3 separate regions of the Homo sapiens genome follow, and regions 1 and 2 are each linked to region 3. A link is an interaction called in ENCODE POLR2A ChIA-PET data of the cell type or tissue named here. Cell type or tissue: A673. All regions are shown on one strand. Each heading gives the region's core, and the rest is flanking DNA. Links, peaks and the distances in the headings are about the cores only.

What was found. Peaks named below come from ENCODE experiments on the same cell type or tissue, not always from the same donor. Only the 100,000 strongest peaks of a DNase experiment are listed, where the experiment ranks them.
Region 1: POLR2A ChIA-PET joins it to region 3 with 17 read pairs; 3 of 35 experiments call an interaction of 5 or more read pairs at or near these places.
Region 2: POLR2A ChIA-PET joins it to region 3 with 11 read pairs; 2 of 35 experiments call an interaction of 5 or more read pairs at or near these places.

Annotation. Positions count from the first base shown.
Region 1 is chr10:75,123,373-75,134,216 of GRCh38, reverse strand. All of the region lies in intron 1 of SAMD8 (sterile alpha motif domain containing 8), which reads right to left. It overlaps LOC124902460 (a long non-coding RNA gene), which reads left to right and starts at 10,518. Exons shown (of 3, transcript XR_007062202.1): 1 at 10,518-10,566; 2 at 10,816-10,844. It also overlaps the pseudogene RPS26P42. In A673, for the core only: no CTCF peak of the experiment used is centred there; no DNase peak of the experiment used is centred there.
Region 2 is chr10:74,331,666-74,342,509 of GRCh38, reverse strand. All of the region lies in intron 4 of ADK (adenosine kinase), which reads right to left. Among named protein-coding and RNA genes, the nearest start is that of ADK, 190 kb to the right of the region's middle. In A673, for the core only: no CTCF peak of the experiment used is centred there; no DNase peak of the experiment used is centred there.
Region 3 is chr10:74,232,092-74,242,935 of GRCh38, reverse strand. The region is part of intron 3 of ADK (adenosine kinase); the gene reads right to left. It overlaps LOC124902456 (a long non-coding RNA gene), which reads right to left. Exons shown (of 2, transcript XR_007062198.1): 1 at 1,972-10,844; 2 at 1-198. Among named protein-coding and RNA genes, the nearest start is that of ADK, 86 kb to the right of the region's middle. In A673, for the core only: no CTCF peak of the experiment used is centred there; DNase peaks (open chromatin) are centred at 4,225 and 4,625; H3K4me3 peaks cover 678 bases; H3K27ac peaks cover 1,540 bases.

The DNA of each region.
Region 1 (10,844 bases), core at 2,099-7,098, 890 kb before region 3:
ATCCTGATGTTCTCCCTCTCCCGGCTGCCCCCCACTGACAGGCCCAGTGTGTGTTGCTCCCCTCCCTGTGTACATGTGCTCTCACTGTTCAGCTCCCACTAAATGCCATTTGTCCCAGCAATACCATTACTGAGTATATACCCAAAGGAATATAAATCATTCTATTATAAAGATGCATGCACACGTATGTTCACTGCAGCACTATTCACAAGAGCAAAGACATGGAATCAACCCAAATGTCCATCAATGATAGACTGGATAAAGAAAATGTGGTACATATACACCACGGAATACTATGCAGCCATAAAAAGGAATGAGATCACGTTCTTTGCAGGGACATGGATGGAGCTAACTGTAATTTTGTACTTGCTGACCAACCTCTATCCATCCTCCTCTCCTATCCTTTCTCTCTAGCCTCTGATAACCACTATCCTACTTTCTACTTCTACAAGATTAACTTGTTTTTAGATTCCATATATGAGTGAGATCATGTAGTATTTGTCTTTCTGTGCCTGGCTAATTTCACTTAATATAATGTCCTCCAGATTCATCCATGTTGCTGCAAATAACAGGACTTCATTCTGTTTTGTGGCTGAATATGAATATGGTGCATGCACACAGACATACACACATTTTCTCTATTTATCTGTAGACGGACACTTAGGTTGATTCCTTATCTTGGCTATTGTGAATAGTGCTGCAATAAACATGAGAGTGCAGTATCTCTTCAACATCCTGATTTCATTTCCTTTGGACATATATCCAATAGAGAGATTGCTGGATCGTATGGTAGTTCTATTTCATTTTATTTTTTGAGACAGGGTCTCACTGTGTAATCCAGGCTGGAGTGCAGTGGTGCAGTCTTGGCCCACTGCAACCACCGCTTGTCAGGCTCAAGCAATTCTCCCACCTCAGCCTCCCAAGTAGCTGGGGCTATAGGCACGCACCACCACGCCTAGCTAATTTTTGTATTTTTTTTGTAGAGATGGGGTTTTGCCATGCTGCCCAGGTTGGTCTTGAACTCCTGAGCTCCAGCAATCTGCCTGCCTCAGCCTCCCAAAGTGCTGGGATTACAGGCGTGAGTCACCACACCCAGCCTCTATTTTAATTTTTGAGGAACCTTCACAGTGTTTTCCATAATGGCTGTATTTACATTTCCACCAACAGTCAATCAGGATCATTATAAACAAAACAAAAACCTGCCTTTTTCTTTCTTTATTGATTGACTGAGACAGACTCTTGCTCTGTTGCTCAGGCTGGAGTGCAGTAGTGTGATCACGGTTCACTGTAGCCTTGACCTCCCAGGCCCAAGGGATCTTCCCACCTCAGCTTCCTGAGTAGCTGGGACCACAGGTGTGTACCACCAAGCCCAATTAGTTTTCTTATTTTTTGTAGAGATAGGGTCTCCCTAGGATGCCCAGGCTGGTCTTGAACTCCTGGGCTCAAGTGATCCTCCTGCTTTGGCCTCTCAAAGTGCTGGGATTACAGCCGTGAGCCACCATAGCTGGCAAAAAAAAAAATCTGCCTTTGGACAGCTATTTCAGTCTTAAGAGTATACAGGAAAGATTTTATTACATATTTCTCTTTATTTATATTTTTATTATAATACTTTATTACAAATTCTTCACGGCTTCAGGGAGTTTTATATCCATAAATTTAAAATGTCCAAATGTCAAGAGATAACACAGGGTCACTAATTTGGTAAATTTACCAGGAATCAGGATCTGGTATTCACCCTTAGAGATCAAAACTTGACCCTGTCAGTTCCCCAGAGTTGGTCAAACCAAGAGAGACTAAAAGCAAACTCACAAGGTACTAATGGATAAACTAGAGAACCAATTCTAGACACTCAAGTGTCTAAAAAGAATGCTCAAGCATTATCTCAGGCACATCCTTTTATAATTCTGAAGTGTCTAGGAGGCTGATTTAATAATCAGAACGCTACTTGTAGAGCAAGTAATCAGGGCAAAGAAAAACAGATCGTCTTGGGCAAAATCTAATCCAGCTTCCTGTGAGACCTAACGTAACATCAGTGCCACAGAGCAGAGAGTACCTGTCTAGAAAAGGTTGTTTGCATCTCCCAGTTTCAGTCTCTCTCTCTCCTAGACAGTGTAGGATATAAAAAGCCAATTCTCTTTGATGCCTCCTTTGCCTAGGCTTCCAAGGAAACTACATATACAAAGGTTTTCAACCCTGGCTATACATTAGAATAGTCTGAAATTTTACAGTGTATTTGTATCAATGTCCATGCCTCATCCTAGGACAACTGAATCAGAATCTCAGAAGAGACAGAAATTTTATATCTGCATTTTTTAAAAAGCTCCCCACGTGATTCTAATGCACAGTGAGGCTTGAGATGCCAAGATGTTTAGAGTATTTAAAGTCATCTAGAGAGTTAATATTGGTGTTGAAATTAAACTCCAAGAATTTCGACAACAAATTCAGTGTTCTTTCCACCATTTCATGCTGCTTTTCCTTGGAGCTAAAGGATGAGTTAATAATGCTATCAAGTTCTAACAGAGATTTAAAGATTTATTATAGATTTTTAAAAAATATTCTTACCATATTTTGGAGACTCACTTATTTCTTTAATTATCAGAAATATATAAATTGTAGATAAATTTGATCAGTTATTTTTAATAATCAAAATTCTGTTTTCTGGCTATTAGATTTTGGTATTATAGACAGATTCTAAGCTTCTAATTAGTATATGTTTTAATATAAAATAACCTATAATTTTTCTTAATATTATATATCTTCAGTCAACACTAGAGCGTGATTTTTCTTTTCAGACAGTTCTGTGTATATGCTTAAACTATATTTTATTCAACTGTATTATGTAGTAATTAGTAGAGGCAACAAGCCAACATCAAATCAAAATGTAATAGATGAAATAAGATGTGTGCAAAGGCACCTCGAAGACTCAATGTTATACAAACCAGAAGCAGAGAAGAAGCAGAATTAGAATGGATGGTCACATAGTGCTCTGCAAGCCTCAGATTAAATAATACTATAAAATGAGGAAGGAAAGAAAGGGATAACAGAAGGAAACTAACATTTATGAATACCTACTACAGGTTAGACCCTGCAGGGTGATTTCATGTGGGATCTCATTTCCTAATTATAACAACAACTGCTTGATCTTTGCCTAGTTGTTTTGAGGGTTCTGCCTGCCTGGACTTCTGTTTTATATTTTCTACCTCTTGAGTCTTCCAAGCTCTCTTCAAAGTAATAGATAATAAAATAAATATAAAACAATAACAGCAGCAGCAGCTACATTTGTTGAATGCTCAGGCACTATTCTGAGCACTTTATCTTTATAATACTATTTAATCCTCACAACACTTTTATGAGGTAGACATTACTATTATCTTCATTTTACACGAGACAATGAAGGCACAGAAAAGTTAAGTGAAGTGACCAAGGTCCTACTTGAAATTGTCCGAGCCAGGATTCAAATTTGGGATTCAAACATTTTGCCAGATTTGCTTTACACAAATTATTTAAATTATTATAATTTAAATGATTTAAAGTCACCTAGAGAGTTAATATTGATGCTGAAATTAAACTCCAAGAATTTTGACAACAAATTCAGTACTCTTTCCATCACTTCATGCTGCTTTTCCTTGGAGCTAAAGGATGGGTTGAAAATAAAGCTACTAAATCCTACCAGAGATTTAAAGAATGATCATAGTGTTTTTTTTGTTTTTGAGATGGAGTTTCGCTCTTGTTGCCCAGGCTGGAGTGCAATGGTACGATCTCGGCTCACCACAACCTCCACCTCCTCGGTTCAAGCAATTCTCCTGCCTCAGCCTCCCGAGTAGCTGGGATTACAGGCATGTGCCACCAAGCCCGGCTAATTTTTTTTTGTATTTTTAGTAGAGACGGGGTTTCTCCATGTTGGTCAGGCTGGTCTCGAACTCCTGACCTCAGGTGATCTGCCTGCCTCGGCCTACCAAAGTGCTGGGATTACAGGCGTGAGTCACCGTGCCTGGCTGATCATAGGTGTTTTTTTTTAAGCATTCATATCTTATTTTGAAGACACTTCTTAACTGTTTAATATAAAGACATTATGATATTCACCATAAATATTTCGGCATCCAGTTGTTATTCATCTTCTAATAATAATGACAACTTCCTAAATAAGTACAATACACATTACCACACCTAAGAAAATTAACCATAATATCTCCCCTAATTGCCCCTCAAATTTATTTTATTTCTGTTTCCTCCAAAAATCAGGATTCAATTTAGGTTCATGTATTACACTTGGTCATCACATCTTGCTAGTGTCTTTTAGTCTAGAACAGTGCCCTAGCTCTTGTTTCTTTTTAGGGGGAGACAAGTTCAGGGTAGTTCTTTGTAGAATAACCTGTATTCTAGATTTACCTAGTTGTTTATTTCCTCTACTCTTAACCACTATACTATGATGTCAAGGGTTAAGATCACAGCTAAACCTAACACAAATCTCCAATCATATGTATTCATGTAGCTACTCAGATGGCTTTGGGGTGTTTCTTAAAACATTAATGGCTTTGTTATGTATCTAAGGCTATATAAACAAACCATTTTCTACTGTCCCTAAGATTATATAACTTCTTTTTCCTACGTAGATGACAAATTCAAATCTAAAGATGCCAAATGAAACTAGCTAATCATTTTAACTTTAAAGAAGTCCAGGCCGGGTGCGGTGGCTCACACCTGTAATTCCAGCACTTTGGGAGGCCGAAGCAGGTGGATCACGAGGTCAGGAGATGAGAGCCTCCTGGCCGACATGGTGAAACACTGTCTCTATTAAAAATACAAAAATTATCTGGGTGTGGTGGTGCATGCCTGTAATCCCAGCTACTTGGGAGACTGAGGCAGGAGAATCACTTGAACCAGGGAGTTGGAGGTTGCAGTGAGCCGAGATCATGCCACTGCACTCCAGCCTGGTGACAGAGCAAGACTCCATCTCAAAACAAACAAAAAAACCCAGAAGTCCAAAAGAGTCACTTGAGCTGGGGACTTCCAGGCTATAGTGAGCTATTACTGCACCTGGGCAACAGAACAAGACCTAGTCTTTAAAAAAAAAAAAATAAGAAGAAGAAGAGGAAGTACAAAGAAGATATAATAAATATCTTTAGAATTAGAAGAAAAGCACACTGGAAAAAAGATCCAGTTGAGATGGTTTTTTTTTAGGTGATTCAGAATACAGAAAGAAGTATGGAGGAAAAGTAGGGCTTCTATATTACGAAAGTGTCAACTTTTGTTAAAAGACCCTTTTGCAGAAGAAGTAATACATTTTCGTCAGTATGTGTCTGAAATTTTGCTATTTAGGCACTAAAACCAATTATATGCATGTATTAATAATGCAATACAAACAGCTGGATAAAAAAGCAAATCTTTTCATCTCAGGCTTGCAACTATTCACTTCCTTTAATCTGTAATCACCCCAAGGCACCAGCCCAGTATCACTGTGTACCACTTCTAATCAATAATTCCCTTCCCCACCCCCTGCCGACCACCCATAGTAACCACAAACCTATCTTCATGATAATCCCTTGTTTTTCTTTATAGCTTTACTACCTAAGCATATATCCATAAACAATATAGTTTAGTTTTCCCTGCATTTGTACTTTATATGAATGGAACAATACCATATGTATTCTTTTAATCTTACACCAATGTAGATTTCAGAATTCACCTGTTATTAAAAATATCTAAGCTGGGTATGGTGGCTCATTTCTGTAATCCCAACACTTTGGGAGGCGAACTCAGGAGGACTGCTTCAGCGAAGAAGTTCAAGACCAGCCTGGGCAACATATGGAGACCTTGTTTTTATTAAAATTTAAAAAAACAGAAGGGCGGGTGCGGTGGCTCACGCCTGTAATCCTAGCACTGTTGGAGGTCGAGGCAGGTGGATCACTTGAGGTCAGGAGTTCCAGACCAGCCTAGCCAACATGGTGAAATGCTGTCTCTACTAAAAATACAAAAATTAGCTGGACGTGGTAGCATGTGCCTGTAATCCCAGCTACTCGGGAGGCTGAGGTAGGAGAATTGCTTGAACCTGGGAGGCGGAGGTTGCAATGAGCCAAGATCGCGCCATTGCACTCCAGCCTAGGTGACAGCGACTCTGTCTCAAAAAAAAAAAAAAAAAAAAATTAAAGAAGAAAAAAAAATCAGAGCCAGATTAATTTTAGAGGGCTGTTAAAACAGTTTTAAGGTTCAAAATAATACAGGGAACGTTAAATAGTCATTTTAATTTGTCAGTAAAGACCGGTAAAGGGTTTATCACCTAGGAAGAGTTAACTGCACTGAATGGGAAAGTATATTCAACCAGAACAAATAAAATATTCTTCAAAGGAAATACAGTGAACAAAAGTACATGTTGTTCCTTAGCATGAACTAGTTAATCCTTTCTGAGTTAAAATGTCTCAAGAGGACTTGTTTATTTAACATTTACATGCTGAATACTGTCTGTCATGTAACTGGGATTATCAGCTATCCATTCAATACCTAGTTAAAATAGTAGGAAGCAGACAGGATGTACAGCTAGAGGATATGTGATGTCAGCAGAGTGTTATTCCTTAAAAAGAATGTACACCCTAACTCACAAACTCAAGTTCTGAACCGTGTTCAGTGCATTTTCAGGAAGTAACAATAAATTAGCTAACATTCATGGCATTTACAGTGTCTGAGGAACTGTTCTACGTGTTTGACTTATATGCCCAAATAATCCTCACAACTATATAAAGTAGGTACTATTAATTTCCTCATTTTATAGATGTGACAACTGATATAAATGGGTTAAGTTCCCCAAGATCAACTTGTACTAGCAAGTAGTACAGAGAACTGTTCAACCTAGGCAATCTCATTTTAAAGTTCATATTCTTACCCATGACAATATACTGCCTCACATGAACTGAGGGCTCTTGTACTTCTGCAAGAACTAAATCTCAAATATAAAATACTAAATATTTTCTAGTTATCAGCAGAAGAATGTATCAAAGTTACATTACATAACAAAGATTTTTTTTTTTTTTTTTTGAGACAGAGTCTCGCTCTGTGCCCAGGCTGGAGTGCGGTGGCGCAATCTCAGCTTATTGCAACCTCTGCCTTCCAGGTTCAAGCGATTCTCCTGTCTCAGCCTCCCGAGTAGTTGGGACTACAGGCACAAGCCGCCTCTCTCCACTAATTTTTGTATTTTTTAGTAGAGACACGTTTTCACCATGCTGGCCAGGCTGGTCTCGAACCGTTGACCTCAGGTGATCTACCCGCCTCGGCTTCCCAAAGTGCTGGGATTACAGGTGTGAGCCACCGTGCGCAGCCTAATGAAGACTTTTTGAATCACAATTTTGCACTGTTCAGTCTCAAACATTTACTAAGTGTCTATTATATAGAGATGCCAGACACTAAGGCACTGAGGATACAATCCGGCCAACCCGGTGGCTCAGGCCTGTAATCTCAGCACTTTGGGAAGCCAAGGCCAGAGGATTGCTTGAGCCTAGGAGTTTGAAATTAGCCTGGGCAACATAGGGAGACCTCATCCCTACAAAAAAAAAAAAAATTAGCCAGCGTGGTGGCACGTGCCTATAGTCCCAGGTCCTCAGGAGGCCAAGGTGGGAAGACCACTTGAGCCTAGGAGGTTATGGCTTCAGTGAGCTATGATCATGCCATTGTACTCCAGCCTGGATGACACAGCAAGATACTGTCTCAAAAAAAAAAAAAAAAAAAAGCAAAAGCACTCATATGTTACATTTATTCATCTATTAAATATTTACTGTACACATACTATATGAAGGGTATTACACTAGGCAATGTGGCATTCATCCAAATGAATCTGAATCAGATCTTGCTCTCAATGATTCTACAGTCTAGAAAGGGATATTAAAGAGAGTCATAATTAGTTCACTCAATCCTCAAAAGACTAATAAAGTGGATATTTATCTAATTTGCTAAAAATTGGAAAGTTAAAGGAGTTGGAAAAGAGAAGTTATTTCCAGTTGGTAAAATCAGAAAAGAGTTCTTGGAAGTGACTTTTGAGCTAAGCGTTAAAGGAGTAGTAAAATTATGTGGATAGAGATGAATAAAGTACAATAGCAAAAATTTAAAAATAAATAAATAGATCAATAAATAAAAATAAAAGTATACTAGCAGAGGAAATTGCATGACCAAAGTATGAAGGCAGGAAACAGTGGTGAACCATCAGTATGTAAAAGGCACAGGGGAATAACAAGATAAAAAGTTGAAAATATAAACTGGGGCCAGATGATGAAAACCTTTTTGTTTTTGTTTTTAGTATAATCTCCACTTTATCTTTTTCCAGAAGATAGTTTTTCTTCAGTCCTTAAGGAGTCGGCTCCTTATACGGACTTTGGTGGAGGTCATGGGGCAGCACTCAAAAGTCTAAGTCAGGTAGACATGTTTGGTCCTTGCAGGCTTTACAAGTTCGATTCTTGACTACCTTTCTGCGAATGGCACAACTCATGTAGTTATGTAGCTTCACATACAGCTTTGGAAGCACATAGGTGCCCAAGGTACTTGTTTCAGAAATGTCCCTGATAGCTGTGGGCTCGACTATGTTTCAAATAATGAACTTTATTTTTTTTTCCTTTTTTTGAGACAGGGCCTCACTATGTCACCCAGGCTGGAGTGCAGTGGCACAATCTTGGCTCACTGCAACCTTTGCCTCCTGAGCTCAAGTGATCCTTCCACCTAAGCCTCCCAAGTAGCTGGGACCACAGGTGTGCACCACAACGCTGGGCTAATTTTTGTACTTTTTTTTGTAGCGATAGGGTTTTGCCATGTTGCCCAGGCTGGTCTCAAACTCCTGGGCTCAAGTGATCCTCCCGTCTCAGCCTCCCAAAATGCTGGGATTACAGGTGTGAACCACCACACCCAGCCTCAAATGATGAACTTCTTAAAAGGCTTGTCCCTGGGCATACATCATGCACAGTTCATGCAGCAAATAGGCTGCATAAGGCAGTAGCCCTTTTAGACACAACAGTTGTTCCTTCTTGGAAACGAGGACCTGAGAGAGCCATGGAAACCTCTGTCAAGTTAAAAACATTCTACACACAATGGGATTCTCTGCAGATAGCTGAAAAAGAGGATGACATAATCAGAGTGTGTTTTAGAAAGAATAATTGGCTAGGTGTGGTGGCTCATACCTATAATCCTAGCACTCTGGTAGCTGGAGGCGGGAGGATCACTTGAGGCCAGGAGTTCAAAACCAGCCTGGGCAACATCGTGAAATCCCATCTCTGTAAAAAACAAACAAACAAAAACAACAACAACAAAAAAATTAGCTGGCTGTGCTGGCATGTGCTTATACTCCCAGCTACTTAGGAAGCTGAGCCATGACTGTGCCATTGCATTCCAGCCTGAGTGACAGAGTGAGACCCCATCTTAGGAAAAAAAAAAAAGAAAAAAAGAAAGAAAAATTGTCTTAAGAGTGTAAAACAGATTGTGAGACAGGATGGAATATAATGACAGACATGAAGACAGAATGAAGGAAACAGCTTCTAAAAAGTAGAGGAACAGAAGAGAGAGCTACTCTTCAGTATGTGTACCGTTTTGCTCTCTAGATTTTTCTGACAGGTACCTTTTTTTTTTTTTTTTTGAGATGGAGTCTCGTTCTGTCACCCAGGCTGGAGTGCAATGGTACCATCTCAACTCACTGCAATCTCCGCCTCCCGGGTTGAAGCAATTCTCCCACCTCAGCCTTCCAAGTAGCTGGAACTACAGGCGTGCGCCACCACGCCTGGCTAATTTTTGTATTTTTACTAGAGACAGGGTTTCACCACGTTGGCCAGACTGCTCTCGAACTCCTGACCTCAAGTGATCTGCCCGTCTTGGCCTCCCAAAGTGCTGGGATTACAGGCATGAGCCATGGTGCCTGGCCTCTGACAGGTACATTTTAAAAAATAAATGGATTTCTGCTTGCAGGAAGATGGAGTAGACATACTTTTTCCTATTACTCTATGGACATTATATATAAAATAAACATAAGAAGACTCTGAGAAATGAAGAGGAAGACTGACTGGCCAGGCACCTTGGGACCCAAGGAACAACACAGTAGTGAGCTCTTTGGGTGTTTTGTTTGTTTATTTTGCCATATATATCCCAAAGTGGATACTAGAGAAGCTAGCAACCTGGAAATGTCAAAGGTGCAGATAAAAAAAGCTCCAAGAAAAAACAAAAGACCGGCTGGGTGCAGTGGCTCACGCCTGTAATCTCAGCACTTTGGGAGGCTGAGGCAGGCGGATCGCTGGAGCTGAAAAGTTTGAGACCACCCTGGGCAACATGGTGAAACTCCGTCTCTACTAAAATACAAAAAATTACCTGGGCGCGGTGGAGTGTGCCTGTAGTCCCAGCTACTCTGAGGCTGAGTAGCTACTCTGAGGCTGAGTAGCTACTCTCAGGCTGAGGCTGGAGAGTCGCTTGAGCCCTGGAGGCAGAGGTTGCAGTGAGCCGAGATCATGCCACTGTACTCCAACCTGGGAGACAGTGAGACTCCACCTCAAAAAAAAAAGAAAGAAAAGAAAAACCAAAGGACCAGAAAAAGAGACAGCCTAGCAAGATGTAAGACTTTTAGACAATAACCCACTCTATTCCAGCCAAACACCACATAAAAAACCAGCCCCATTTCCACTCCCACCCTCACCAGGAAAGGCCAAATGGAGAGCCTTGATTTTTAAGCCTGTCAGGTTATAATCCGGCCATATCTCTCTCCACACCAGGGTGGTATCAGAGAAGACCAAGTAGGGAGCTGGGATTGTCATCATTGTCTAGCAGTAACAAGTCTCTCCCCCTCTCTTAACATGCTGTCAGAGGAGTCCATTTGGGGAACTTGGACTTCA
Region 2 (10,844 bases), core at 2,742-7,741, 99 kb before region 3:
CAGAGCATGAGCCTGTCTCAAAAACAAAACAACAAAAACCACACACAATTGTATCTCTAAGCCATCTGCAATGAATAATCTGAACATAAAATTAAGAAAAGAATTCCACTTACAATAGCATCAAAAAGAAAATAATATTTGGGAATAAGTTTTCTTTACAGTGTAAAATTTATACTCTGAAAACTACAAAACATTGTTGCAACAAATTAAAGATGATCCAAATAAATGGAAAAACATCCCACATTCATGGAAAATTTTATTAAGATTGGCAATATTACCCATTATGGATGTAGAGATTCAACACAATCCCTATCAGAATCCAAGCTATACTCATTGTGTAAATTGACAAACTGACTCTAAAATTCACTTGGAATTGCAATGGACCCAAAATAGCCAAGGAGGGATAATTGAGTGGGTGAGAGCTAATGTATATGGGCTCTTTTTGAGGTGATAAAAATGCTCTAAATTTGATTTATCTCAATAAAGCTTTTTTTTCATGCTACTTAGCATGAAAACAAAGAACAATTTAATTTCCTTATGGGAAGAAGGACTCACAGAAAGGTACCAAGAAGTGATATCATTTGTGCTAAGTATATGTTTTACTATTCTCTAAGTCTTTAAAAATTTGAAAATACACACATAGCAATAACTAACCAGAATAGTACAAATTTGAGCATGCTGGTTTTGAATTACATATTGCTGTACTAATGATGTTCATAAATGAATTGTCAAGACAATTTTCAATACAATGGCAGCCAAATAAATAAATACACAAAACACCAAGAACAGGGATTTATATTATACAAGCAAGTACATGAAATGGAAAACTACCATGAGAGCCAACATACACTGGATTTAGGATTAAGGAGTGTAAATATACTAGAAATCTTTGAAGAAGTTAAGAAGGACAGCCAAAGACAATAAAAACAGACAGCAAGAAGTAAGTTAATGATTGCAAAAATCCTTTTTTTTTTTTTTTTTTGAGACGGAGTCTCGCTCTTGTTGTCCAGGCTGCAGTGCAGTGGCAGGATCTCGGCTCACTGCAACCTCCACCTTCCCAGGTTCAAGTGATTCTCCTGCCTCAGCCTCCCGAGTAGCTAGGATTACAGGCACCCGCCAACACACCCAGCTAATTTTTTTTTTTTGTATTTTTAGTAGAGACAGGGTTTCACCATGTTGGCCAGGCTGGTCTCAAACTCCTGACCTCATAATCCACCTGCCTGGGCCTCCCTAATTGCTGGGATTAACAGGAGTAAGCCACCGCACAGATATACTATGGCAAGTGTAAGAAACCTTAGTATAAACATTGTAAAAATGCAAGTCTAAATGTGAAGGAAACAAATCTAGAGCATCACTTTGAATATACTTATTATAGTATACTATCAAGGAGAAGAAAAATAACTTTAACTTTGAATGTTAACTATAGCACAATGAAATGAGAACAAGTGTTCTTCAATCAAGCTAATAAGATTTCACTCTAAGTTTCTGACATAAAGGATAATGATAGATGTCTAATGAATAGAGTTAATATTGAAATCATTAAGAAGTATTTTCATATTTTATGAGGTTTTTAAAAAAGTATTTCAGACACAATGTTCCAATGTTCCAATAACATTCTACATATTGTACTATGCCTGATATAAATGTACTTTGCAAATGGGCAATAAATTTGCCAGCCATTTTAATCTTTCAAAATTAAGTATTTAAAATTGGTAATATGCAGCATGCTATATAGACAATTAAAACAGTAAAAAAAAGTATACTGAGTGAAAAATAAGTCTCTCACAAACAGCAATTCCTCAGTTTTCCTCCACTGGTTTCCAGTTTCATATGTGTTCTTACTGAATTTCTATTTATGTTATTTCTTGACTCTATTCTGATGCCCAGATCTGTCAATATATAAACACATAATATATATACACTGAAATATACACTGAATTTTCCAAAACAGTCTAGGTTTCTATTCTTTTTAATCAAAGCAAATGCTATGTATGGCTTCATTTTAATTTCTACTTGCTTACAAGTTTCAATAGTAATATTCAGAGTTGTCAAATTAGGAAGCAAGATATATCACCTGAAACCTGGTTTAGACAACATTTTAAAAATTAAAAGTCATCAGGTATATAAATGAAGATTGTCATACTACTCAAAAATTATATGGGAATATAAGGAAACAACTGACTTTTTCTCATACAAACAATACTAAATGCAGACACACAATGAAACAATAAACACAGTACTTTAGATTTTTAACTGGAATTTCACACCTTTTCCTTACCCCTACATCCAAAATACTATTTTTCTGATCAGAGTTGAATACTAAAATTAAATGTAAATTAATATGCTATTTTAAAATCAAACTAAAACCAATTTATAGTAATAGAATATGTTAATATTAACTCAAACAGTTTAAATTCCCTCCTATGTACATGAAAAATGGCCCTTCAAAATGGAAGGGAATTTCATCATCTGGTTTAAAAATAACAATGAAATAAAGAGCAGCACAAACAAGACTACTTTTGGCCTCTGGCTTCTTTCAGTATAGAAGTATTATAAAGAAAAGAGTAAGCCAGTGTTGATATAGTAAAGAAACCTCCACTTTAATAAATCATTTTTTCAGGAAAAGAAGTAGTCTGCAAAATCTGTGAAAGTGATTTATCTTCAGGTGAATAAAATGAACAGTAATTGATCTTGTACCTAGGGAGTGATTCTTCTTCCACCAGTTACAAACATATCTCTGTTAAATATCACTAGAATAGGTTAGGTAATCTCATGTTTTGAATAATTTATTTGCACACTTAAGATTTAGGATTTATTCTAAAGTTTATGTCCAACACCACAGTTTCAGTTGGGCCATTAACTTGTTCATTATTTCATCACTTTTTGCATCTGTAAAATGAGTCCAGCTTTGTATGGGACCATCATAGAAATGACACCAAACACAGATTTGGTGGGTGAAAGAGTTATGTCAGAGGTAAGATGATCATGAAAAAGGGATATAGGCTGAGATACGTGAAATGGGCACAAATTGGTAAAGTGAAGGAAAAGAATGTTACATGCAGAGGAATCTGTATGTTTATGTCAACAAGATATATGATTACCAAACGTTTCACTTCACAGCAAAGAATTTTGAAGAAATCAAGACTGTCTTTTAATTTAGTGTATAAAGTGGATCATTTTAAAAATAACATCTACTTTACTTATATTGGTTATCCTAGAAATTCTGTGAAGAGGCTAAAAAAGGAATTTAGGCCAGGGCAGTGGCTCACCCCTGTAATCCCAGCACTTTAGAAGGCCAAGGCAGAAGGACTGCTTGAAGCCAGGAGACTGAGACCAGCCTGGGCAACATGGTGAGACCCCCATCTCTACAAAAAATAAAAATAAAAAAATTAGCGAGCCATGGTGGCATGCACCTATAGTCCTAGCTACCTGGGAGGCTGGAAGCAGGAGAATCCCTTGAGCCCAGGTGTTTGAGGCTACAGTGAGCTATGATTGTGCCACTGCACTCCAGCCTGGGAAATGGAACAAGACACTGTCTCTTAAAAGAAATTTTTTTAAAAAAAGCTCCCCAAAGTAGACATTACATGCATTGTTCTTAGTGTGTGTGTACTATTCTATAAAATCTTATCAGCTGTAAAGATTCATGTACTCACCAGCACAATTAAGACACAGAACTATTCCATCACCACAAAGAAGCCCTCTCCTGCAACTCCCTTATAGTCATACCTATCCCCTTCTCCCACATTATCTCTAACTCCTGGAATGACAGGTTAATTTTCCAACACTAATTTTTTTTCATTTAAGTAATACTATATAATTGGAATCATACAGTATGTAACACTTTGAGTTTAGCTTTTTTTTTACTTCGTGTGATGAACTTAAGATCTACGGAAACTGTTGACTGTACCAGTAATTTATTCTTTTACAAAGCTTGGTATTCCATTCGATAGATATATCACAGTTTGTTTATCTATTCACCTGTTGAAAGTTATCTGGATTCTTTCCAGTTTGAGGCAATTACAAATTAAGCTGATGTAAATATTTGTGTAGCAAGTTTTTACATATACATAAATTTCCATTTTTCTATGTTAAATACTCAGGAATATGATTGCTGAGTCATATGGAATATTTATCTTTAATTTTATTAAAAATGCCAAACTGTTTTCCAGAGTGGCTGTGTCATTTTCCTATCAGCAACAGATGAGAAATCCATTCATTCTGTATTCTCACCAGTTTTTACTTTCGCTATCCACATATGTATGCAGCAGTATCTTATAGTTTTAATTTGCACTTCTCTAATGGCTAAGAATATTGAAAATATTTTACATGGCTTACTTGCTATTTTATATATTCATTTTTATCATTTAAGTTTTTGTTGTTGTTGTTGTTGTTGTTATCCTAGAAATTCTGTATAGAGGCTAGAAAAGGAATTTAGGCCAGGGGTAGTGGCTCATGCCTGTAATCCCAGCACTTTAGGAAGCTGAGGCAGGAGGACTGCTTGAAGCCAGGGTCTCGCTCTGTCACCCAGACTGGAGTGTAGTGGTGCAATCACAGCTCATTTAAGATTCTTAAATACATTTGTAGCCCAGCGTGGTGGCAGGTGCCTGTAATCCCAGTTACTCGGGAGGCTGAGGCATGACAATCACTTGAACCCGGGAGGCGGAGGCTGCGGTGAGCCGAGATTGCATCACTGCACTCCAGCCTGGGCTACAAGAGCAAGACTCTGACTCAAAAAAAAAAAAAAAAAAATCATCCGAAGAGGGAATATACAATATCTTCAAGCTCACAGTTAGTAAGCTCTTCTAGCTAATAGTAGGACAACACAGATTAATATACAAAAAGCTAATGAAGCCAGCTGTAGTAATAAAAAGTAGAGGAGTGTAAGTATAGAAAATTTACTTAGAAATGTCTTTATAGAGATGATTTGATTAAAGCTATTCACTTTGATAACCCAGGAAAGGCACTTAAAATTCACAAGGCATGAGTCAGATAATGTCAGTGTCTGTACAGTATCCTTTGGACCTAACCCTTTCCCACCATTCCAAATTACTTCCAATAGCCAGTATCTTCCTCTGTATCCCTCAGGGCTTTCCTCTGAATGGCTGAATGCTACTCTGCCCACCACAGCACCAGGCAGGTGCAATGTCTTCTGTATGGCAGTCCACAACCAGTAACAGGAAATATACTCACTCTCTCACACTTCAGGTGAGTTAGTCCCGAAACTAAATTTGACACTGACTTTCCCAGAATTATCCCACAAGATAAAGCTCCAGCAACCTATTGTGTTAGTTTAGTTAGTAAGTCTTCATTAGCTGCCTTGCTTTCCTTGCATCAATTCTTGCCTGTTACATACGTCTCCAAAGTAGACTTTGTTCTAAAATCCTTGCTTCAGGGTTCTGCTGCTGGGAAAACTTATGTATGTTAAACCACCCACCACAACAAAATAACTCTCATTAAAAATAAAAAATACTTGGAAGCAAAAGGTAGTGACAATAAATAAGACATATATATAGGCCCACCATATCCATGGGATCTGCATCTGCAGACCAACCAACCAACAGCAGATCAAAAATACTTGGAAGTGGGGGAAATGGATAGTTGTTGAGTCTGTACTGAACAGGTACAGACTTTTTTCTTGTCATTATTCCCTAAATAACACAGTATAACAAGTATTTACTTAGCATTTATAGTGTATTAGGTATTATAAGCAATCTGGGGATTATTTAAAGTATATGGGAGGATATGCATAGGTTATGTGCAAATATTATGCCATTTAAGGGACTTGAGTATCCATGGATTTGGTATCCACAGAGGGTCCTAGAACCAATCCCTTATGGGCACTAAGGGATGACTGTACTTTCCTTTCTCTATTTACTTTTTCTATTTATTATTATTTCATAACTCTCTTCAATTGTAAATTAACAGCATTTCCCCTGCATATTGAAAACCTAATTTCTAATATGTCCATTACATTAAAATTAACAGTGCAAAATTACAGACGTCTACAACTACAAAAAATATTGACCTGTAAAATGCAATAAATTCAACTTCCATGATTAGACAGCAAAAAAAACAAACACATTAAGCTACAGTAATCAGAGAAGTATGATATTGGAGAAAGAAGAGACATATAGATCAATGAAACAGAATATGGAACATAGATATACAACCACATAATTGATTTTCAAAAAAGTACAATGGCAATTAAAGAGATTTAAATAGACTTCAGGGAAGAGTAATGGATCAATTGGATATCCATATGCCAAAGCAAAAAACAATAGCAAAAAACAATAATCAAAAACTCTGTTACAGACCTCACCCAATATACACAAAACTTAACTCAAAATGGATCACAGATCTACATGTAAAAAGTAAAACTATGAAATTTCTAGTAGAAAATATAGGAGTAAATCTTTCTCACCCTGGATTAGGCAAAGAGTTCTTATATGACACAAAAGCATAATCCATTTTAAAAGTACATAAATTTGTAAGAACTTCTGCTCACTGAAAGACATTGTTAGGAAAATGAAAACACAAGCCACTCACTAGGAGAAAATATTTGCAAATCACACATCTGATAAGTCTTGTCTGCAGAACAGATAAAGAATTCTCAAAACTCTGTAACAAAAATAAACACAATTTTTTTTAAAAAAAAGGCAAAGAGTTTGAAGAGATACTTCTTCAAAGAACATATACAGATAGCAAATAAGCATATAAAAATGTGCTTCACATAATTAGGGAAGTAGAAACAAACAATGAGATGCTCCTCTCCCCCTTACAATTGATGTAGTAATAAAAGCTGACAATATCAAGTGCTGAAAGGATGTGAAACCACTAGACCTCTCATATATTACTAGTGGGAATGTGAAATGGCACAGCCACTTTGGAAAGGAGTTTGGCAATACATCTAGTAAAATGAAAATTTATGTTAACACAAAAACGTATAAATATTTTTAGCAGCTTTATTCATAATCACCAGAAACAATTCAAATATCCCTCTAGAGTGGATAGAGACACAAGGTGCAGTACATCACGATGATAGAAAACTACTCAGCCATTAAAATTTAAAAACTATTGACAAAGCAAATGGATGAATCTAAGATGAACTTACGTCAACTGAAGAAAGTCAGATTCAAAGGCTATGCACAACATGATTCCATTTGTGTGTATCAGTACCTCAGGAGAGCTGGAGAAAGCTGGGCTGCCACGTTTTGGCACAGCCAATGGCAACAAGCCAAAAAAATAAATAAATAAAATAAAATAAAATAAAGAATAGGTCTGTAATCACTGTGACAGTATAAGAGGCTAAATTGGAGAAAGTGCCAGCTACCCCCCATTCCATTTTCCCCTGTGGCATGGCACATTGGTCACAGGGCAGGTAGACCAGCACAAATGTGAGGGTTGCATCATTGCCAAAGGGAACCCCCAACAAAAGATTCTGGCAGTTTTACAGACCCAGGAGTCGAGTGAAGGCTAGAGAGGGAAGGGTTAGAAACAGAAAAGTACAAGTCATAGTAGAGAAAGAGTTGGTAAGTGTCTTCCCCTCTTTTCCCCAATAAAGTCTTGACAGAGACACTTAAGGAAAGCCTCCCCAAAAGCCCCACATAAAGAGGCCTCTGAATGAAGGCACCTAGGCTAGGAACGCAGATATGTATAAGAGGATGGCTGGGTCCTTGACTGCAATTCCCCTCAGAGACTATAAAAGCTTTGCACCAAGTCTGCTCTGGAGACCAGCCCTCCCCCTATGAAGCCTGCCAGGAAAACCTCTGTAAATGCCTTATGATCAGACCTAAAAAATCACTCATAGGTTGTTGGCCAGAAGCAGGAACCCTCAATACAAGTCACCGGAAAAGGCAAAACTATACAAACAGAAAATTATGGAGACTGGGATTTGATTTTACCCTATTTAATAAAAGCTAACACAAAAGCCTCTTAACTAATTCATGGATGCAGGCAGAAGACACAAGACTCCTCAGTCAAAGAAAAAACACTTCATTACTTATGACAAAACAGAAGAACATCAGCACATTTGCATCAGTTCCCTTCATCCCAAGTCCTTTGGGGATGCTCAGATGGATGCTATGCTTGTAGTGAGTTTGCATCAGCAAATGAGAAGCACTGAACTCAGGGAATCCACCAATTTTATAGCAAGCAGTAAATAAGCTTGCTTTTTGTCTGGGAACAGATGTTATCTCATGTCTCAAGTTTATCAGCTGCATATATAACCCTGAGAAATGTCCCAGGAAAAAGGGCAGTCAGAACCTTACAGTCTTCACAAACAAGTGAGGAGAACTGTCTCTGTCAACAAAAACAGAGCAGGGATTGCCAAGGGCTGAAGTAGGGGAAAGGAAGACTACAAAGGGGACACAGGGAAAGTTTTGAGGTGATGAAACTATTCTCTATCTTATTTCTGATACTGGTTGCTAGACTGTGCATGTGTCATAACTTGCAGAAACATACACTACAAAGATCACTTTTTTGTATATAAATTATAACTTAATTTTAAAATGGAAAAAATACTTTTGAAAAAAAGTATTTTTTGAAAAATAAATTTATTTGAAAAGAATTTCTTTTCTAGAAAAAAGTAAATCTTCCCTTAAAAAAACAAAAATATACCCAGGACCCTGTGGTACCATCCCTGGTGTCCCTTTCTGCATACGTCTACTTTCAGTTGCCAACTACTTAATGTTTACAGTATTCATTTGAGGTTAATTAATTATACTTTCAGATATGCTTCAATACCTATTCAAGCATTAAATCAGGACTTATAATTTTGAAATCTTTTTTTCTTACAACAGTTTTTGAGAAAAAAATAGATTAAATTTGCAAAACAATAAATTAAAAATTAGTATAGCTTACTGTTGCCTTTCAGCTCTCTCAATCAAGATATCAAAAATAAAATAACATTTGGCAGGCATCCCTTCATACTCCCCACCATGGATATTAACTCACAAATAAGATAAACCCTCAAAATTATTAAATTGCCATTGTTCATGTTTCTCCTATTGACCAATGATCTAAACTCTCATTTTAGTAAGGTTCTAATAGAATGGAACATCTGTTTTATGTTACATGGGAGGCAGCAAAATTCTTCCTCTCTGACTGGATTACTAATGCTCATGCCTTCTATGGCGTTATACTTCTCATTCGTATCCCTGCACTAGTTCTCTAAATAAAGTACAACATACCCCCTCCTAATGTAATACATTTTCCTTTGTACAATACTGTAGATGCCATATTTTTAATGTGACATGCTGGTATTTCTTTTTTAAAACCACAAATGCATTTCTTATTCTCAATCACAAATTTAAATTTCTTGTGTATTCCCAGCCCACTAGGCATTTTTCTTTTAAAATAGCTGAAAAAATAGACGATTTCAATTTTTTGATTTGTCATCTCATTTTTTATAGACTCCAAGTAACTGTTAGAATGGAAAGTGAAAAGATATTTAGTTTTTTTTTCCTTTTTCTATAAAATCAATTTAAGCTTAAGAAAGACTGTAAAATATTTCTGCTTCTTAAGAGGAACAGTAGTAAGTCCATGCCACATCTAAAATGATCTAAAATAATACATTCATATTCAATTTAAGAAAAATAACCTTAATAAGACATTCTTCCAGTGTTCAAGCTTAAAATTATTTTAACATGAGTGTTTTCATTTTTAAAAGTCATCAAAATTTGACATATATTCCTTATGTTATTTCAGAGATTTACACAAATACTTAGCTGACACCATCTTACATTTCATTGGTTAAATTAAGATAAAGTAATACTCTTCAAATGGAGTTATATTTCTAATACCTTCAGTTTTTCTTGTTGTGCAATATTTTGTTCATTATGAACAGATTCTGACAAAATTGACACAAATTGCATCACTACTGATGACTCTCAATTAGGTCTTCAGTTCATTTCCCTTGCCTAACTCTAAAAAAGCTACATATGGTTTAAACCACTGGTACTTTTTACTTTCTGCCAATACACAAACCATGCTTTTCTGTGTTGAAAACATTCCCATGAATAATTATACTAGTCTCCAAAGAGACCAGATGGTAATAAATTCTAGAGCAGATCTGGAAGCTTTCTCTAAATTTACCTTTTTATAGTCTCACCATCACAATACAGTTCTTTGTGCTATGGCTTAGAATAGCTATGGCTAGACATAGAAATGTGAGTAAACTTTGTACAGAAATAAAAAAATACAATCATTTCAGGGTCTTTCATAACTACATACATCTCTCATCTAATATTATCATCAACAACTTTTAAGAGAGCATCACCTTGATAGAGTCTGACATTACTAATCAAATTATAAAATTTTTACATTTGCAAAATGTTACTATGAAAGTAAAATTTGTCTGGGCACAGTGGCCCATGGCCATAATCCCAGCACTTTGGGAGGCCTAGGTGGGTGGATCACTTGAGGTCAGGAGTTTAATACCAGCCTGGTCAACAGGGTGAAATTCTGTCTCTACAAAAAATACAAAAAAAAATTTGTTGGGCATGGTGGCAGAAGCCTGTAATCCCAGCTACTCAGGAGACTGAAGCAGGAGGATTCCTTGAACCCAGAAGGCAGAGTTTGCAGTGAGCCAAGATCGCAAACACTGAGCTTCAGCCTGGGTGACAAAGCGTGACTTTGTCTCAAAAATAAATAAATAAAGTAAAATTTAAGAAATATGATCCAGCTAACTACAGCAAATGATATGAAGTTAAAGAAATATAAATGTTGGCTGGGTGCAGTGGCTCACGCCTATAATCCCTGCACTTTGGGAGGCCAAGGCAGGTGGATCACCTGAAGTCAGGAGTTTGAGACCAACCTTGCCAACATGATGAAATCCCGTCTCTATT
Region 3 (10,844 bases), core at 1,959-6,958:
GTGGAAATGGCTCTCAGTGGAGAGGGGAGCTGGAGAGGGGACGGGAAGAGTAGGTGGTCTTCCCTGAAGTACAGCAGTAGTCTCTTCCCCGAAGTCAAGCCATCTCTTTTCCCGAAAGTCTGGCAGAATCTCTCCTCTCTACCTACTGAGTCCGGGGCTTTACAGGCACAGGATGCGGGTGGGGCAGGCCATAGGTAGCTTTGGAAAAGGCAACATTCAATTGGTAAAAAGACATTATTCAGAAAGAACCAATCAGGACAGTGCAGGCAAACAGGAATAGAAGTTCTCACTTTGGGCTGCTGGTTTCAAGCTTTTCACCTTGGAGGTGGGGTTTCACCAGGGACCCACCCCTATTTGCCTATAATTTCTCTGCCTCCTGCTTCTATCATCAGCATTTTAAAGCTGATTAATAAAGCCAAACAAAAAGGTTGCATATTTCCTAAATGTACTTTTAATTATCTAAAATAACACACTAAAATATATTTTTCCAATAACTGTTGGTTAATCACATACTGTGTTACCCCGTGCTAGGCACTGAGTGTACAATGGAAAACAAACACAAATAAACAAAGATATAAGCCCATTCCCTTATGGAAATTACACTGCAGCTGTTTTGGTTGTTTTTTTCTCCCCAAACTGTCTGAACACCTTCCAGATAACAGCAATTCTCCCTTCTAATTATGATGCTTTTTCTTAAAGTAAAGGAATTAAACATCTCAACTTGTACAACTTTTATATTTAAAAAACATGCTTGCCATTAGCATACTTCAACACAAAAGAGTTAAAGCAAAGTTCATCTCTGCTTCTTGCCCTAAAATTACGATGTACTCATAAGAACAATATGTTTGGTGGAAAATGTTCATAATATGTTGAAGGCTTTAAAGCAACAGAAACAAGGATAGCTGAACCAGCATATAAGAGAAAATCAAAAACCAAAGGCTCAGAAGGAAGGGAAGGCAGAAATAAGAAGCAAACAGGTTTATTTGCAGAACCACCATAAAAACTCAGAAATTTCTAAAGGTATGAACTATACATCTATACTTTAGAAGAGACAGATTAAATAAGAGACTTCTGGGAGCAGTAGCACAAGCTATAGTCCCAACTACTCAAGAGGCTCAGGCAGGAGGATCACTTGAGGCCAGGAGCTGCAGGCTGCTGTGAACTATGATTGCATCACTGCACTCCAGCCTGGGAGACAGAGCAAGGCCTTGTCTCAATCAATCAATTAATCTTGTTCTAAGAGTTTTATCGGCTGGGCGCAGTGTCTCATGCCTGTAATCCCAGCACTTTGGGAGGCCGAGGCGGGTGGATCACTTGAGGTCAGGAGTTTGAAACCAGCCTGACCAATATGGTGAAACCCCGTCTCTACTAAAAATACAAAAATTTGCCGGTCATGGTAGCGTGTGCCTGTAGTCCCAGCTACTCAGGAGGCTGAGACAAGAGAATTGCTTGAACCCGGGAGATAGAGGTTGCAGTGAGCTGAGATCTCGCCACTGCACTCCAGCCTGGGCAACAGAGAGAGACTCCGTCTCCCCTCCCCAAAAAATAGTTTTATTTGGATGTGTCAATATTGGTTCATCAATTGTATCAAATGTACCACTCTGGTGGGGGATGCTGAAAATGGGGGAGGCTATTCATGTGTGAGGGCAGGAGGATTATGGGAAATCTCTGTATCTTTGCTCAATTTTGCTGTGAATGAACCTAAAACAGCTCTAAAAAGTAAACTTTACTAAGAAAAAGTTTAAAATAAAATTCCCACAGATTGATATTACACCGTATGCTGAATCATCTCAGGAATTAAACTTAAATAATGGCTTCTTTTATTCTGCTTTACAAATACTGACAATGGATAATTATTGACAGTGATAATGCTGTCAAACAATATGAATTCCAAATCAGTCTTACTGATAAGTTTTGTTTTATAGTATCAATAAAACATTCCAGATAAAACAAAGAAGACAGTTAACAGACCTATGTCTCCACACCGGAGTTTCCCAGATAGTGAAACCTGAAATCAGCAATAAAAAGAAGTGCTTCATATCATATAATACTAATTTTTCCAAATAACTGACAATGGGTTTTAAAGGTTAAGATGTTACAGTTTTAAAATAAATATTTTTCCCAGGCCCAGACAAAACATGAAAATGCATATAATTTTCAAATATACTTTATAAGACCACAAGTATATAGTGGTCTAAGGTAAGAACAATTAAAAAGACCCTCAATTATATAAGTTGACAGAAACAGTGACACGTTATCACACACTAGGTTCTCAGTCAAATCAGTCAGTCAACAAATACAATGGCCTACAAGTCTTAGGAATATAAATGACAGTTTCTACCTCTAAAAAATATTTGCTAATTTCCAAGTATTTGATGAAGTTTCCTTTAAAAAACATAATTTTATACTGTCTTAACTCCTGAGAGCATAATTAGGACCAAAAAAGAGAAAGAAATAAGACATACATCATAGTAACAGTTTAAAGGGAAAATTTCAGCATCTGGGAGAATGTACTAAAACACACACACACACAGACACACACACACACACACACACACACACAAAATAAAAGGAAAACACTGACAGGCTGACAAATACCTACTTCCCAGGAATATTTTGATAGGATTATATATCATCTTTAAGAAATGACAGCATTATTACTGTTATATTACAAGTCTCACACATCAACAACAAAATGCTGTGCACCAGCCTGGACAACATGGCGAAACCCTGTCTCTGCTAAAAATACAAAAATTAACCAGGTATGGTGTTGCACACCTGTAATCCCAGCTACTTGGGAGGCTGATGGACAAGAATCACTTGAACCTGGGAGGTAGAGGTTGCAGTGAGCTCAGATCGTGCCACTATACTCCAGCCTGAGTGACAGAGTGAGACTCTGTCTTAGAGGAAAAAAAAAAAAAGCTGTGCAAAGAAATGAAAAGCATAAATATATGCTCACATTCAGATTTATGAAAGTTAAGGCAGGACTTTCTATTTTAAAAGATTTTTACATACAAAGCAAATTGAATTTTTGTGGTTTGGTTATTACAAACTGGTTCAAAGATAACTAAATAGAATATTTTATTAATAATTATACCCACTAATATACTAAACATCCTTACATATTGAGTATTAGAACATGACAGCCTATTTTGTTTTTTCCAGAGATTATACAATTTTACTTTTATTGTGTCTTTTTTTTTTTTTTTTTTTTTTTTTTGAGACAAGGTCTCACTTTCTCACCCAGGCTGGAGTCCAGTGGCGCAATCATGGCTCACTGCATGCAGACTCAACCTCCCCAGGTCAAGAGATCCTCCCACCTCAGCCTCCTGATAGCTAGTACCAGAGGTACACACCACCATGCCCTGGCTAATTTTCAAATTTTTTGTAGAGAGGGGGCTCTCACTATGTTGCCGAGTTTGGTCTCGAACTGCTGGGCTCAAGTGATCCACTGGCTTCGACCACCCCAAAGTGGTGGGATTACAGGCATGAGCCACTGTGCCTAGCCTATTCTTTCTACAAGGTTGACTGACCCCATAGCCATTGTCTTCATCCAGAGCTAACCAATGTCTCTTTGCATAAGAGATAATACTTTTCATCTAACGGAGATCTAATCTTACCTTTGCTGAGTGACTGAGTAAAACAACTCCAAACATCAAGTAACAATTTATACTACTCCATAACATGTGTTGATAGTTACATTCGATTATAACTGAATCTAAAATTCTCAGAACTACCAAGCCTTAAAGCAAAAAGAAAAAAAAAATAAGTAACTGCAGGAGAAAAAAGAAACAATATTATATTCAGAAGAAAGTAGAAGTATGACTACTGTCCCCACTGTGATTTCCTAAAACTTTACAGCATCTCTTCTCAGTTAAAAAGTACTCTCTACTAAAAATATGAAAAAATTAGCTGGGCATGGTGGCTGGCCCCTGTAATCCCAGCTACTCAGGAGGCTGAGGCATAAGTATCATTTGAAACTGGAAGGTGGAGGTTGCAGTGAGCTGAGATCGCACCACTACACTCCAGCCTGGAACAGAGCGAGACTCCGTCTTAAAAAAAAAAAAAAAAAAAAAAAAGCACTAGCTAAAGTGGCAGTTTTCAATGTATACTATTCTCCTGAATGTATTTTTCTATCTTCTTTGGTTTAGAGACAGTAATTTTGTTTGTTTCTTTTTAAAGGTGCCCTGCTGGGTTGCTTAGAATAAAACCAAAGAGCCTGAAAATTATGTCAAGGCAAAAAGAAACAATATTTCCCATGAGACCATAACTTTGCAGGTTCCCTTTCAAGTCTGAGGGTAACACAAATCTTCCATGCTTTAAAATATATTCACTCAATTTTACACATTTTTATATCTTGGTTACTGTCAGGAAATGTGTTTAAAATTCTAAATTTAAAATTTTTAAATTTTTTTAGTGCACAAGGTAATTAGGAATAATTACGATACCAGAAAATAGTTTTAGAAAACCTCTTACTGAGGCCGTTTCTAAGTCTGGCCCTGGTTCCTGTGTTCCCAGGAAATCTGACAGGCCATTTCACTTAAACATTGTGAGCAATTCACTATTAGTTGCCAAGTCAACAGCCATTTCCGCGTTGCCAGTGGAGCTCTAATTTTTGTTCAGTTATAAGGAAGCATGTACTTCAGAATATGCTAATTAATCATGATAATTCTATTTTCTTTGCCAGTAACTGGTTTAGGAATGTGTGTGTGATAAGAATCTACCAGAGTACTTCTGGGAAACCTTTTCTTGCTCTTAAAAAAGAAGACGGGCGGACAGACAGGCGCGGTGGCTCATGCCTGTAATCCTGGCACTTTGGGAGGCTAGGCTTTTATTTTTTTGAGATGGAGTTTCACTCTTGTTGCCCAGGCTGGAGTGCAATGGTGCAATCTTGGCTCACCATGACCTCCGCCTCCTGGGTTCAAGCGATTCTCCTACCTCAGCCTCCCGAGTAGCTGGGATTACAGGCATGCACTGCCACACCTAATTTTCTATTCTTAGTAGAGACGGGGTTTCTCCCTGTTGGTCAGGCTGGTCTCGAACTCCCGACCTCAGGTGATCTGCCTGCCTCAGTCTCCCAAAGTCCTGGAATTACAGACATGAGCCACCATGCCTGGCCCCTTTTAAAATATTTCTGCTCATTGATGATGCACCCAGTCACCCAAGTGCTCTGATGGAGATGTATAAGGAGATGAATGCTGTTTTCATGGCTGCTAATACAACATTCATTCTGCAACCCCCAAATCAAGAAGTAATTTTGACTTTCAAGTCTTATTATTTAAGAAATATATTTTGCAAGACTATAGCTGCCATAGACCGTGATTCCTCTGATGGATCAGACAAACTAAAATGAAAACCTCCTGCAACGTATTCATCATTCTAGATGCCATTAAGAACATTCGTGATTCATGGGAGGAGGTCAAAACATCAACATTAACAGGAGTTTGGAAGAAGTGAATTCCAGCCCTTGTGGATGACTTTGAGCGCTTCAAGACTTCAGGGAAGAAGTCACTGCAGATGTGGTAGAAATAGCAAGAGAACTAGAATTGGAAGTGGAGCCTGAAGATGGATACTGAAATGTTGCAATCTCATGATAAAACTTGAATGGACAGGGAGTTGCTTCTTATAGATGAGCAAAAAAAGTGGTTTCCTAAGATGGAATGTACTCCTGGTGAAGATGCTGTGAACACTGCTGAAATGACAACAAAGAATTTTGAATATTCCATAAACTTAAGTTGATAAAGTAACAGCATGGTTTGAGAGGACTGACTCCAATTTTCCAAATTCTACTGTGGGTAACATGCTATCAGACAGCATTGCATATTACAGAGAAATTTTTCATGAAAGGAAGGCTCTGACACAGCAAACTTCATTATTGTCTTATTTTAAGAAATTGCCACAGACACTCCAACCTTCAGCAACCAACATCCTGATCAGTCAGTAGCCATCAACACTGAGGCAAGACCCTCCACCAGCAAAATGATTGTAACTTGCTAAAGGCTCAGATGATTGTTAGCATTTTCATCCATAAAGTATTTTTATGGATTAAGGAATATACATTTTTATATACAATGTTATTGTATACAATAGATTACATTAAATTAAGGCATATACATTTTTTATACACAATGTTATTGTATACAATAGATTACAGTGTGATATCACCACAACTTTTATATGCACTGGGGAATATAATCTTCATGTATTTCTCTTTATTGTGATATTCACTTTATTGTGATAGTCTAGAACCAAACCCCCAATATCTCCAAGGTGTGCCTGTATAGGAAAACCAGATTACTATATAAGTGGTTTATGGATAATGAAGGGTAGATTTGTTATACCAATAAAATTGGCCTATCCTTTAAAGCAATTATCTGGTATCAAATTTAGTCAAGGCCAACAAACAAAAAGAATAAGAATCATTCTTGAATTTCTTTGTGCCACAATACACACTGTACGTCTGTTTGAATAAACTGTATTATAACAGAATAAAGATGTTTAGTACTAACAAAGGCTTCAAAGATAATTATCCACACAAAATTGTTTAAAAGCCTACTCAAGCATAATCCTAAGAACATCCTTCAATCTACTTAGAAGAAAATACAGTTAAATTTTTAGAAACTGAAAGAGCATATGTACTTCAGTTCTTTCTTATCCTCATTTGTATGTTTTAGTCCCTAGCTTTATGGTTGAAATCAGTTCGCTCATTTTTCTAAATTCCATGTTGCAAGTCAATCATATTTCCTCTGCCTTCATTGAGCTTACATTATGTCTGAGAAAACATCTTTGAAGAGCTAATTATACAACTTACAATTTAATATAAAATGGTTTAGGGGAGTGTCTTAGTTTGATTGCTACGGCTTTTAACAGAAACCTGAGATTGGGTAATTTATAAAGGAAAGAAACATTAATATGTTTCTCAGTTCTGAAGGCTGGGAAGTCCTAGAGTATGGTGCCAGCTTCTGCTCAGCAACTTCTTGCTGCATTATCCCATGGCAGAAGGCAAACAGCAAGCAAGTGCTTGAGGGGCCAGACTCACTTTATAACAACCCTCTAAGAGATAACTAACCCACTCCTGCATTAATGCACTCATGAAGGTAGAGCCCCATGATCTAATCACCTCTTAAAGGCCTCCACCTCTTATTACTGTTACAATGGCAATTAAATTTCAACATTAGTTTTGGAGGGGACAAACATTCAAACCATAGCAGAAAGAAAGGAGAAAAAGTGGTGGTAAAATAAGTAAGCTCACTCCCACACAGGAAAATTGGTAGACTTTGATAACAAAGGATTTTCCAACAACAGCATAAACTCATAGAACTCATATATGTGAGCAGGGTGCAGTGGCTCACGCCCGTAATCCTAACACTTTGGGAGGCTGAGGTAGGCAGACCACTTGAGTCCAGGAGCTCAAGACCAGCCTGGGCAACATGGCAAAACCCCATCTCTACTAAAAATACAAAAAGGAGCCAGGCGTGGTGGCACATACCTGTAGTCCCAGCTACTTAGGAGGCTGAGGTGGAACGATCACTATGATCATGCCACTCAACTCCAGTCTAGGCGACAGAGTGAGACCACCTCTTAAGAAAAAAAGAAAAAGGAAAATTTTTTTAAACCGTAAATGTCAAGAATGTTTTCCTGCAATTCTCCACTAAATTTCTGGATCTTGCTAAGATTTTCTCTTTGCTCTTTCTACCTGTTGTAGAAGTTTGCTTTCCCCTTCTCTACAAGATAAAAAAAAAAAATCCCTTATGAACATTTTCCCACCCAAGTCAAACCGGAAAGTTTCAGAAAAAAAAAAAAAAAAGGGATAATTTCAAGTATCCAGCTAAACGTCAAAATTTATTTTTCCCCTAGGGCTTCCATCAGGCTTTACTCAACACAGACCTACAGACCTAGAAATCACACCTCTCTCTAGCCTTCCTAAATAAAAAAGCATTAAAGTTATAGGAATGTTTGAAGAAAGTTTTATTTTGTATATGTTATTAAAACTTTGTGTGTACAAAGTGAAACATTTTTATAAATGTTACATTTATACTTTTAAAAACCCACTTGCAACTGATTAGAATACAAAGTAAAATTTTACAGGGAAATGTTATAGATAATGTTTAGATCACTTTTCTAAATTATTGAAAAAGTCCAGTTGCAATCTTATTGAAGTTCTACAGAGGGAGCTAGTATCACAAAGAATAAAGTTATAATACATGAACTTCAAAAAAAGACCTAGTCTGTTGGAAATATCAGATTACCATTCATCAATATGAGCTCACTTTATCCTCTAAAGTTTTACCTTAACAATTAGCCAACTCAAAATAAAACACAGTATTACCTACAAATTGTGACGTATTTCTAGTGAACCATACTAAAACTTATAAAATATAATTTCCATGAAAAATACCTTTAAATACTTTTCAAGTAGGTATGTTCATAATGAACAATATCACTCCTCCAAAGAAGTTTTTTAAAAAAGGTTCCTAAGTCACTGAACTTATACAAAATGGAAAGCAATCAAAAAGATCTAAACAGTTCTATCCTTTTCTTATATAAACCAAGTTACGAAGTCTCTTCCTCATCTGTAAAATGGGAATGATTACAATATCTGCTTCACAGAGTTGCTGTGGGGATTAAATTAGATCACAAAATAATTAAAACAATGCCCTTCTTCCTTGTTCTTTAACATGTATTATTTAATTGTTCAACACTTTCCAAAAAGAAATCAACATAGAGTTTTCAAGGTTAGATTGGCTGCTAATAAATACTAAAAGTTCACTCAAGACCCCCAAGTCTATATCATTCCCAAAAGGTCTGACTCAACCCTTAAGGGGAAATAGTGTTGGCATAACTCTTACATTAAAATCTGCCATAGCTACATTCTCAAAATATTTCTGTTTGTTGTAGACCAAGAAGAAAGAGAATTCATCACACCAGCAGTTTCTCTCTCCATTCTGTTACCCTCAATAAATTTCATCCCATAAATATATCTTGTCAAGTAAATTGCAGTTAAGGATCAATGAACTACACTTTGACTAAAGTGCTCTGAATAAAGTTTCTAGGAAACACCTTATCCTTCCCCCTAAAAATTGACAGGAAAGATCATTATCCTTTTTTGTTATTGTTGAAGAGTTTTATGCTAGAAATTCAGAAGCTATACCCAGAGGGATCACTGAACAGACTAAAAGAGAAGTAGGTAATGAAAGAAATCATTTGTTTAATGGACAATGACAGAAAAGCACTAATCTAAACCCAAAATGATATCGGAGGAACTTAAGTTTGGAAGACTAAGTGATTAAACAAAGTTAAGGTATTAAACTATGTCAAGAAGGAGTACACTTCCCCTAATTTCCTCTCCTATATGGTTTCAGCTTAAGATATGTCACAAGAGAAATTTGCAAAAAATTTAGGGGATGCAATTGAAGCAGTAGCCATTACATTCCAAAGGCAGTCATTGGTTAGAGGCAGGAAGGACAGACACAAAGGTATGGGCAGAACTGTAATCTGTCCTTACTCATCCCCACTCTACCTTACGTCCACAACTACCAGGACCAAGCCTATCACCAGATTTTTCACTAAAGGCCCATAAAGGTGGTAGTTGCAAAGAGCCCACAACACACGAACCTCCTTCACAGTTTCCCTATTAACAGAACACGCAATTCATTAACCTACATCAAAAGGCAGTTTAGCGATTTTTCTCTCACATTTTAGGGACCTTAATATCCCCAGTTTTTCTCATGATTGAATAAGATTTAATTCCTGTAATAAATTTCTTAATATCATAGTGGCATTGAATTCTAACTAATACCCCAAGACTACAGCCTATGGCAAAACTCATACATAAACTAAGTTTCTTCTAATGCTAAGTCCAGGGCACCATATAGTGCTTCATAAGTAGAAGGTAGCAATTTAAATTAATTCTTTAAGGATTTTAAGATTTTACCACCAATAACACACATTTTTCATTCACCTATCGTTCATGAATATAAGACCATGTTTAATCACAAAATTATTCCTTATAGGCCAGACGCGGTGGCTTACGCCTGTAATCTCAGCACTTTGGGAGGGCAAGGCGGGTGGATCACGAGGTCAGGAGTTCGAGACTAGCCTCACCAACACAGTGAAACCCTGCCTCTACTAAAAATAGAAAAATCAGCCGGGTGTGGCGGCGTGCGCCTATAGTCCCAGCTACTTGGGAAGCTGAGGCAGGAGAATGGCGTGAACCCGGGAGGTGGAGCTTGCAGTGAGCTAAGATTGTGCCACTGCACTTCAGCCTGGGTGACAGAGCAAGACTCCGTCTCAAAAAAAAATTTTTTTTTTAAATCCTTATAATGAGTTACCTTCCTTGATGACAGTGTTAATTATTTTCTGTTTGTTTTTTTTTGGGGGGGGGGGGTGCGGGGGGGTTGTTTGTTTGTTTTTTGAGACGGGTTCTCACTCTATTGCCCAGGCTGGAGTGCAGTTGTGCAATCTTTGCTCACTGCAGCCTCAACTTCCTGGGCTCAAGCAATCCTCTCACCTCAGCCTCCTGAGTAGCTGGGACTGCAGGTGAGTGCCACCATGCCCAGCTAATTTTTTTTATACTTTTAGTAGAGACAGGGTTTCGCCACGTTGCCAAGGCTGGTTTCAAACTCCTGAGCTCAACTGATCTACCTGCCTCAGCCTCCCAAAATGCTGGGACTACAGGCGTGAGCTACCACACTCGGCCAATTATTTTCTTTTAAGCAACAAAATATTTAAGCAAATCTTTCCGAAGTTTTATAATCCAGGTATAAAAATTTCATAGAAGTTATGAGATCCTAGAATTTTACAGTAAGATCACAATTAAAAGTTCAGCAAAAGAGGTGAACTCA